Regions from separate parts of the Homo sapiens genome. Here region 2 is linked to region 1. Evidence: chromatin contacts called from ENCODE Hi-C data. All regions are on one chromosome and are shown on one strand. The core of a region is the stretch at or near the end of the contact, and the rest is flanking DNA. Distances in the headings are between cores, read along the strand shown. Region 1 holds the start of ZDHHC24 (zDHHC palmitoyltransferase 24). Region 2 holds the start of CORO1B (coronin 1B).

Region 1 (3,769 bases), core at 645-3,144:
GTTCTAGCACTACAGGTCTGAGGTCTCTTCCAGCCCTAACATCCCCAGTCCTGAGACCTCTCTCAAGCCACTGACATCCAGCAGCAAATCCCTCCCTTCCTCCACGGTCACCCCTTTGTCCAGGTCACTAGGAACTCTCTGGATTACTGCAATAGCCTCTTGACTGGTCTCCGATTCCACCTTTGCCCCACCTCGTACGGTCTCACCCCAGCAACCAAACTGACCCTCCTCTGCTTAAAACCCTCCTGTGGTTCTCCAATTTATTTCTAGTAAAAAGCAAAGCCTTCAGTGTCCTACAACATCCTTCTATCTGTGACATCTCTTCCCCTCTCTTACTGCACTCCAGCCACACTGGCCTTCTTGCTGTTCTGGGAACATACATGCTGGGTACACAACTGCCTCAGAGCCTTTGCACCACTTGTTACCTCTGCCTGGAACACCTTTCCCTCAGATTCCCACATGGCTAACCGCCCCCCACGCCCTCCAAGTTTTTTGCTCAAATGCCTCCTTCTCTATGAGGTCTACCTTGACCACACATTTATGTATATTATTTTAAAAATTAATTAAAAAAAATTTTTAGGGACAGAGTCTCGCTACATTACCCAGGCTGGAGTGTAGTGGTTGTTCACAGGTGTGATCATAGCACACTACAGCCTCAGTCTCAGCAAAAGCCTCTGCCTGGCATAAAATGTGTGTGTAGAGCCTGTACCTGGTGTAATTTTTTTTTCTAATTATAAATTGACAAATTCCAGTTGTATATACTTATGGGATACCAAGTGATGTTATGATTTATCAGTACAGCTTGGAATAAATCAAGCTAATTAGGATAGCCATTACCTCAAACACTCATATTTTTGTGATGAGAATTTACCACCTGTTTATTTATGTATTTATTTATTTGAGACGGAGGGAGTCTTGCTCTGTCACCCAGGCTGGAGTGCAGTGGCTCGATCTCGGCTCACTGCAACCTCCGCCTCCCAGGTTCAAACAATTCTCTTGCCTCAGCCTCCCCAGTAGCTGAGATTACAGGCACGTGCCGCCATGCCCGACTAATTTTTTTATATTTTTAGTAGAGACGGGGTTTCACCACGTTGGCTAGGCTGGTAAACTTCTGACCTTAAGTGATCCGCCGGCCTCGGCCTCCCAAAGTGCTGGGATTACAGATGTGAGCCAACGCACCCGGCCTAACCACCTATTTAATATTGAAACTTGCAACCCCTTTACCCTGCTCTACTTCTTGTTTCCAAACTACTATCACCTTCTAGCATTCTATATGATTTGCTTATTATTCCTCTAGTTTCTCATCTGCACCCCCCTCAAATCAGGAATTTGTTCTATTGTACCCTTCGTCCCTGTAACAAAACCTTGCACCTAGTAGGCTCCCAATAAGTATTTGCGAGTAAATAAATAACACTCAATTCTAGCTCTTCCATCCCAGGTTCTAAAAAAATGTCTGATTCTAACAACCTGGATCCTAATGTAACCCGGTTCTAACATCTCAGGTCTTGGGGCCCCTCCCCCCTGTCCAAGGCTCCCACTTCTCCCCGCCCGATCCCGCACCCCACTCACGCCCAGCCCTGGCCCAGACCGCGGCCGGCCAGCATCACGCCACGGATGCTGGGATCCGAGCGCAGGAAGAGCCCCACGTTGCCCAGCAGGTTGAGCAGCTGGAAGGCGGCCAGCGCCAGCTGCAAGGCCCGGGCCAGGGGTCCCAGCGGCGGCGGCCCGGGACCGAGCACCAGCACGTAAGCCAGCTCCAGGCCCACGGCCGCGGCCCACAGCGCGGTGAGCACGAGAGGCAGCTGCGCGGGCGCCCCGTCCGTGCTCCCAGCCGCCCAGGGCTGCCCCATGGCCTGGACACCCAGCTGTCGGAGCCGGAGGACTAGGCCGCTTCCGTATTGGGGCGGAGATAGCGGCAGACGGACGTCTGCTACGGCCAATAGAAGCTCGGAAGGGGGTGCGGCGAGCGCTCAGACTCTCAGGGAACGGCCGGCCCACGCGGCGAGTTGATCTGGCCAACGGACCAGCAGTGGAGGCGCTCGGAATCCCGCGGCGCTGGAGCCCGGATAACGCCGCGGAGTGATTGACCCGCCCACCCTGGAGGCTCCTCCCATCCCGTCGGAGCCCCGCCCGCTGGCGCGGGGGCCAGGAGTGCCCGGGGGATTGAGTTGCAGCCGGGGTGGTGTCGGGGTTTCCCGGCTCAGCACATTCTCCCCTACTCCCCACAGCCGCCCCGATATTAATAGCCCTGCCGCAGCCCATCCAGCTGGCTCAGAGCCGTTCCCCATGCCCGGGTGTCTCCATCACCCCAGAAAACATGCAAAACAGCTCGGCGCCTCTGTGTTCCTGACTGTGAAATGGGGATAGGGCTCTGTGTCCCACCAGCGAGGTGCTGGAAGAGGCTCACGAGGAGCTCCAGAGGGCAGCCTCTAGAGCGGCCCGCGGCCACTATTATTATCGGCCTTTCTATTGTGGAGAGGAGTAAACAGACTCAGAGAGGTCCCGTGGATTTCTCAAGGTCACACAGCGCCCCAGCAGCGGAGCAGGAATGCAAACCCAGGATCTCCGCCGCGAGATCCACCCCGGCGCCCCCGAGTCCCGCAGTTCCCGGCTTCAGGACAACCCCTTGCCAGGTCCAACCCGAGCTCCTTCACCCCCATCCGGCCCCTCCCTCCTCCCCCATATTTAGTGCGAATTCGATCTGGGGCTGGGCTGGGCCCTACTTAATGGGGCCCGGGTGTCCGAGAGCGTGCCGAGCGGAGCGAAGCCAGGAGCCCGATCGAGATGATGATGGTTATGCAGCCCGAGGGTCTGGGGGCCGGGGAGGGGCGCTTTGCGGGCGGCGGCGGGGGCGGCGAGTACATGGAACAGGAGGAGGACTGGGACCGCGACCTGCTGCTGGACCCGGCCTGGGAGAAGCAGCAGCGGAAAGTGAGTGCTCGCCCATTTCCTGACAGCAAAACCGAGGCCTGAGAGGCCGGGCTGTTTGTCCTGGGCATCTCAGCAGTGCAGGGGCAGAGCTTGTCTTTAACCTAGAGTGCTAATCCCCAGCCCAGGCTCTGCCCATCAGCTGCCTGCTGTCCCCAGGGCTGGAGGAGAGGGCTGGGAGCCCTCAAGAGGGGTTTAAAATGACAAGAGAGTTTCTGGGCTCCCCACCCCCACCAGGGTTCATTCCCCTGGGCCCACTGCCCCACTTCTGCTGCTGAAAACAGGCTGGGCAAACCCCAGGAGATCCAAGTTAGGGGGGGTTCAGAAAGAAGAATCTTCTTCTAGTTAAATATTCCCAGACCCCACCCTGAAGGCTTGCAGTCAGGCAACTAGTGGACTTGGGAGTGTGGGGGTAGTGAGAAGGGTCCTCTCAGACCCCACCCCACCTCGTCTCCAGGGTGGGGTCCATAGTCGCTGTATCTCATTTAACAATTGAAGAAACTGAAGCCCAGAAAGAGCACAGACAGGCCCCACATCACAGACTGTCAGACATCAGGACCCCCGCAACCTGAGGATCTTTACCCTTTTCCCTACCCCCATTCTTTCCCAAGATACCCCAGGCATGGGGCCCTGAGTCTGCTGAAAAGGCCATAGGTCGGGGAGGAGGGGAGACCTGGGTCCCCTTACGCTGTAACCTGACTCTCCAGCCAGATGGACACTTAGTGCTGAGGCAGCACCTCGGGGGCGCCAAAGAGGGGCACAGGGGCAGCTGCTACCCAGGCCCAGCCCGTTGGGCACTCAGGGCCCCTCCCTCCCTGAGCTATTTTCACTCCCAGACTTT
Region 2 (3,769 bases), core at 536-3,035, 900 kb after region 1:
GTCCGTGGGGGGGGGGAGCACAAAACGGGGGGCGGTGCAGACCTGCACTGAGCAGCACGTTTCGGGCCGTGGGGTGCCAGGCGATGATGCCCACTCGCTTGGTGTGCCCCTCCAGTACCACCACCGGCTCTGTCAGCGGGGAGGTCAGCCCGTTCTCTGGGATCTGCCACACCTGTGGTAGGGACAGGGCCACCGAGCTCAGTCCTCTGCTGGTCCTATTGCTGGCCCCCTTCGGCCACACCCACGACCCTGGCCCAGCCAGTCCTGTGCCTCACCATGACCGTGCAGTCCTCCGAGCCGCTGGCTATGACTTCGTCGTTGTGAGGACACCAGTCGATGTCCAGGACAGGTCCCGTGTGCCCACACACCGTCGGGTAGGCCTTGTCAATGCGGCCCGTCTGTGGGCACGAGGGGGCAGTCAGTGGGCTCCATCCCTCCCGAAGCCTTGGTCTTCCCCTCCATGGAGTGGGAATGACATGCACGTCCCGGCTCACAGGTGGCCCAGATGTGACTGTGCCCCACTTGCCAGGTGAGCAGGAAATGTTTGCTGCCTCTAACCCTGCCTCTATGGCAACAGGCTACTTTCCATCTGTGCTAACACTTGGGGCGATAAATCTGGGTTATAACACCTGCCCAGCAGTGTGAGAAACGGCAAGATGAGGGATTCAAGGTGTGCAGAAAGGCCCAGTAGGGGTGGCCGAGGTGCCTCCTCTTCCCCCAACCCTGACAGGACCCACCTTGCTTAGGGGGAGCACCAGAAAGGCACCCCCTCCACTGGCCTCCACAATCACCGCCAGGAACTTGGGGTTGACGGCGCAGAAGGTGCTGTCCCAGGTAACACGGGACACGCGAATGTCCTCATAGCACTGGTCGTTCTTGACCGGCTGCCCGAACACATGCCGGAATTTGCTCTGCCGGACCACTTTGCGGAAGGACATGTCTGCGGGACAGAGAGGCCTGGGTCAGTCCGGCCCATCCCAACAACTCCAGCCCTCCCCAGGCTGCTGAAGGTGAGCCGGGAGGATGCAACCGGGGGCCAGGCCACCGTAACCCTCCTGGGTCTCGGTTTACCCAGTTACAGAATGGGGTCACAGGTGCAGAGCCTGGCCGCCTGTCACCCCGCAGGCAGTGATCTGAGAGGTAAATGCTCCGGCCCTGACCACTGCTGAGTCCTGAGGGGCTTTGCAGGACGCAGGGCCCCTCCCTGGCTCTGGTGTGTGTCGGGGGCAGGAGGTGGGAGGTGCCGGGGTTGGAGAGCTCTCAGCTCTACTGTAGGTCCCAGCCAGTCGGGAGCAGCCTCCTTCCTGCTCCCAGAGATTTGGAGGCTAGGTAATGGGGAAGAAGGAGAGAGGAAGCAGGAAAAGTCTCTCTACTGTGGGGCCGAGTGAGTGCCCAGTTCTGAGTCCCAGGGAATGTCCAGGGAGCCCCGGCATGGCCCCCAGGAAGGGACGGGGTCGGGACGCAGCTGTGGGCCGCGAAGCAACCCAGAGCGGCCTCGAATCGGGGTCCAGGGTGAACCAGGAGCCCAACTTCCAGGGACCTCCGCCCAGGAGAGGAGAGGCTGGGCGGCCAAGGGGAGTGGGACTGAGTGGGGTAGAGGGGAGGCGAAAGGCTCCTGGGACCCGCGATCCCCCCTCAGCCCCCTCAGCCCGGCCCCTGCAGCCCCGCCCAGCCCCCAGCCCGCGCCCCTAGCCCCGGCCCTGCCGCGCTCACCGGGGGCACCGGGGGCGCAGGGGGCTGCGGCACCGGCTTCGGGCGGCTCCGGATCCCGGCCTCTGGGAAGCAGGAAGCAGGATTCAGGAAGTGACAGAGGGACCCGGAGCGGGGGCGGGGCAGGGGCTCGCGGGGGCGGGGCCGAGGTCACGCGCGGAGGGGCTGGGCGGGAGGCTGAGCGGCGCCGGGGGGCCGGGAGCGGGGCCGCCGGGGACGGGGCCAGAGAGAGCCCCTTTCCTAGGACCCGGTGGAGCGCCCCCACCGCAGCTCCTCCGGAAGAAGGGGGCGGGGCGGGGCAGGGCCGACGGCGGCCGCCGCAGAGGCGCCGCAGGTGCGGGTGCAGCCTTACAGCGGACCCGAGGCCCCTTCGCGTTCTTGCTCCTCATAATGGCATCCGCAGGAGTCTCCAGGATTGGGTGAGGCCCCGCCTTCCCGGCCCCCGACGGAACGCACACCTCCAAGGGGCCCCATTACCGCCCCCAACAAATAAATGTAGAATCTACACGGACAGTGGATATGTTCACGTGACTCTTTTTAAGTTATCAAAGTTAATGCTCTTTTTTTTTTTTTTTTTTTTTTTTTGAGACGGAGTTTTTGTCACCCAGGCTGGAGTGCAGTGGCGCGATCTCGGCCCACTGCAACCTCCGCCCTCCCAGGTTCAAGAAATTCACCCCAGTAGCTGGGACTACAGGCTTATACTACCACGCCCGGCTAATTTTTTGTATGTTTAGTAGAGACGGGGTTTCACCATGTTAGCCAGGATGGTCTCGATTTCCCGACCTCGTGATCCGCCCGCCTCGGCCTCCCAAAGTGCTGGGATTACAGGCGTGAGACACCATGCCCGGCCTAAATTTCATGCTCTTGGTTAACAATGTAAAGAAAACAACAGCAGGTGTTGGGGTGGTTTTTTTTTTTTTTTTTGAGGCAAGGTCTGTCACTACCGGGCTAGAATGTAGTGCCATGATCATGGCTCACTACAGGCTCGACCTCCTAGGCTCAAGGGATCCTCCTGCCTCAGCCTCCCAAGTAGCTGGGACTACAGACACACACCACCACGCCTGGCTAATTTTTCTTTTACTTTTTGTAGAGATGGGGTCTCTTGCTCTGTCGCCCAGGCTGGTGTGTTTTTTGTTTTGTTTTGAGATGGAGTCTCGCTCTGTCTCCCAGCCTATAGTGCAATGGCGCGATCTCGGCTCACTGCAACTTCTGCCTCCCGTGTTCAAGCAATTCTCCTGCCTCAGCCTCCCAATTCGCTGGGATTACAGGTGCCTGCTACCATACCCTGCTATTTTTTTTGTATTTTTAGTAGAGATAGGGTTTCACCATGTTGGCCAGGCTGCTCTTGAACTCCCGGGCTCAAGCAATCCTCCTGCCTTAGCCTCCCAGAGTGCTGGGATTACAGTTGTGAGCCACCGTGCCCATCCAGAAAATAGCAGTGTTTATGGAGCGAGTGGAAGACCCAGGAGTCCCATTTTTCAGGGTAAACACCTGTGCATTCTGCTGAGCTTTCTTATTACAATTTGAAAGGGGGCCATGGCCAGTGAGTCCCTTGCACCTTGCCTTCTTTTCTCCACCATCTCCCTCGAAGGCCTGGAGATCCATTCACAGGCCTCTCTCTTTCTCTAGCCAGCGCCTGTGACAAGGAGCCCAGACTGGCCTCTCCAGACCCACCCCATCCCGTTCCACAGGTGGAATGTACCCCCGTTCCCTTAGGCCAGCGGCTCTGGGGCACCGGCTACTTCCCTTATTCTTTCCTTGAGCATCCACTGCCCTGGCTGACCGATGGCACCCTCCCTTTCCCAGAAAGAGATGGATGGAGGACGAAGCGGGGGAAGAGCAGAGGTCACAGGAGCCTTGTCTCTGGCTAAAAGAGGCCCCCACTGTGTGTCTGAGGGTGACCTCGGGCTTGTCTCCCATCTCATTCCCATTGCCACACCCCATTGAGGAAACAGGCACAGAGAGGTGCGGTGCCTGCCTGAGGTCATCCAGCCGGATGCAATCCCCATCGGCTTGGGTCCAAAGCCCTTGCTTTTCCTAGTGCTCTATAAACCCTGGG

Evidence for each region. A loop is a pair of places that touch in the nucleus more often than their neighbours do.
Region 2: a map of heart right ventricle shows a loop between it and region 1 (5-fold over the local background). The contact joins the promoter of CORO1B here to the promoter of ZDHHC24 in region 1. A Hi-C loop is called at or near these places in 1 of 168 maps with a recorded cell type or tissue (heart right ventricle).

The regions. Positions count from the first base shown.
Region 1 is chr11:66,544,154-66,547,922 of GRCh38, forward strand. ZDHHC24 (zDHHC palmitoyltransferase 24) reads right to left here and starts at 1,895. Exons shown (of 3, transcript NM_207340.3): 1 at 1,570-1,895. The coding sequence starts at 1,850. It overlaps ACTN3 (actinin alpha 3), which reads left to right and starts at 2,750. Exons shown (of 21, transcript NM_001104.4): 1 at 2,750-2,931. The coding sequence starts at 2,785. RefSeq lists enhancers at 1,060-1,169, 2,318-2,377, 2,448-2,497 and silencers at 1,648-1,887, 2,068-2,197.
Region 2 is chr11:67,441,691-67,445,459 of GRCh38, forward strand. CORO1B (coronin 1B) reads right to left here and starts at 1,786. Exons shown (of 11, transcript NM_020441.3): 1 at 1,714-1,786; 2 at 738-940; 3 at 276-398; 4 at 43-172. The coding sequence starts at 938. RefSeq lists enhancers at 2-841, 1,682-2,521, 2,182-2,281 and silencers at 1,702-1,751, 1,792-2,051.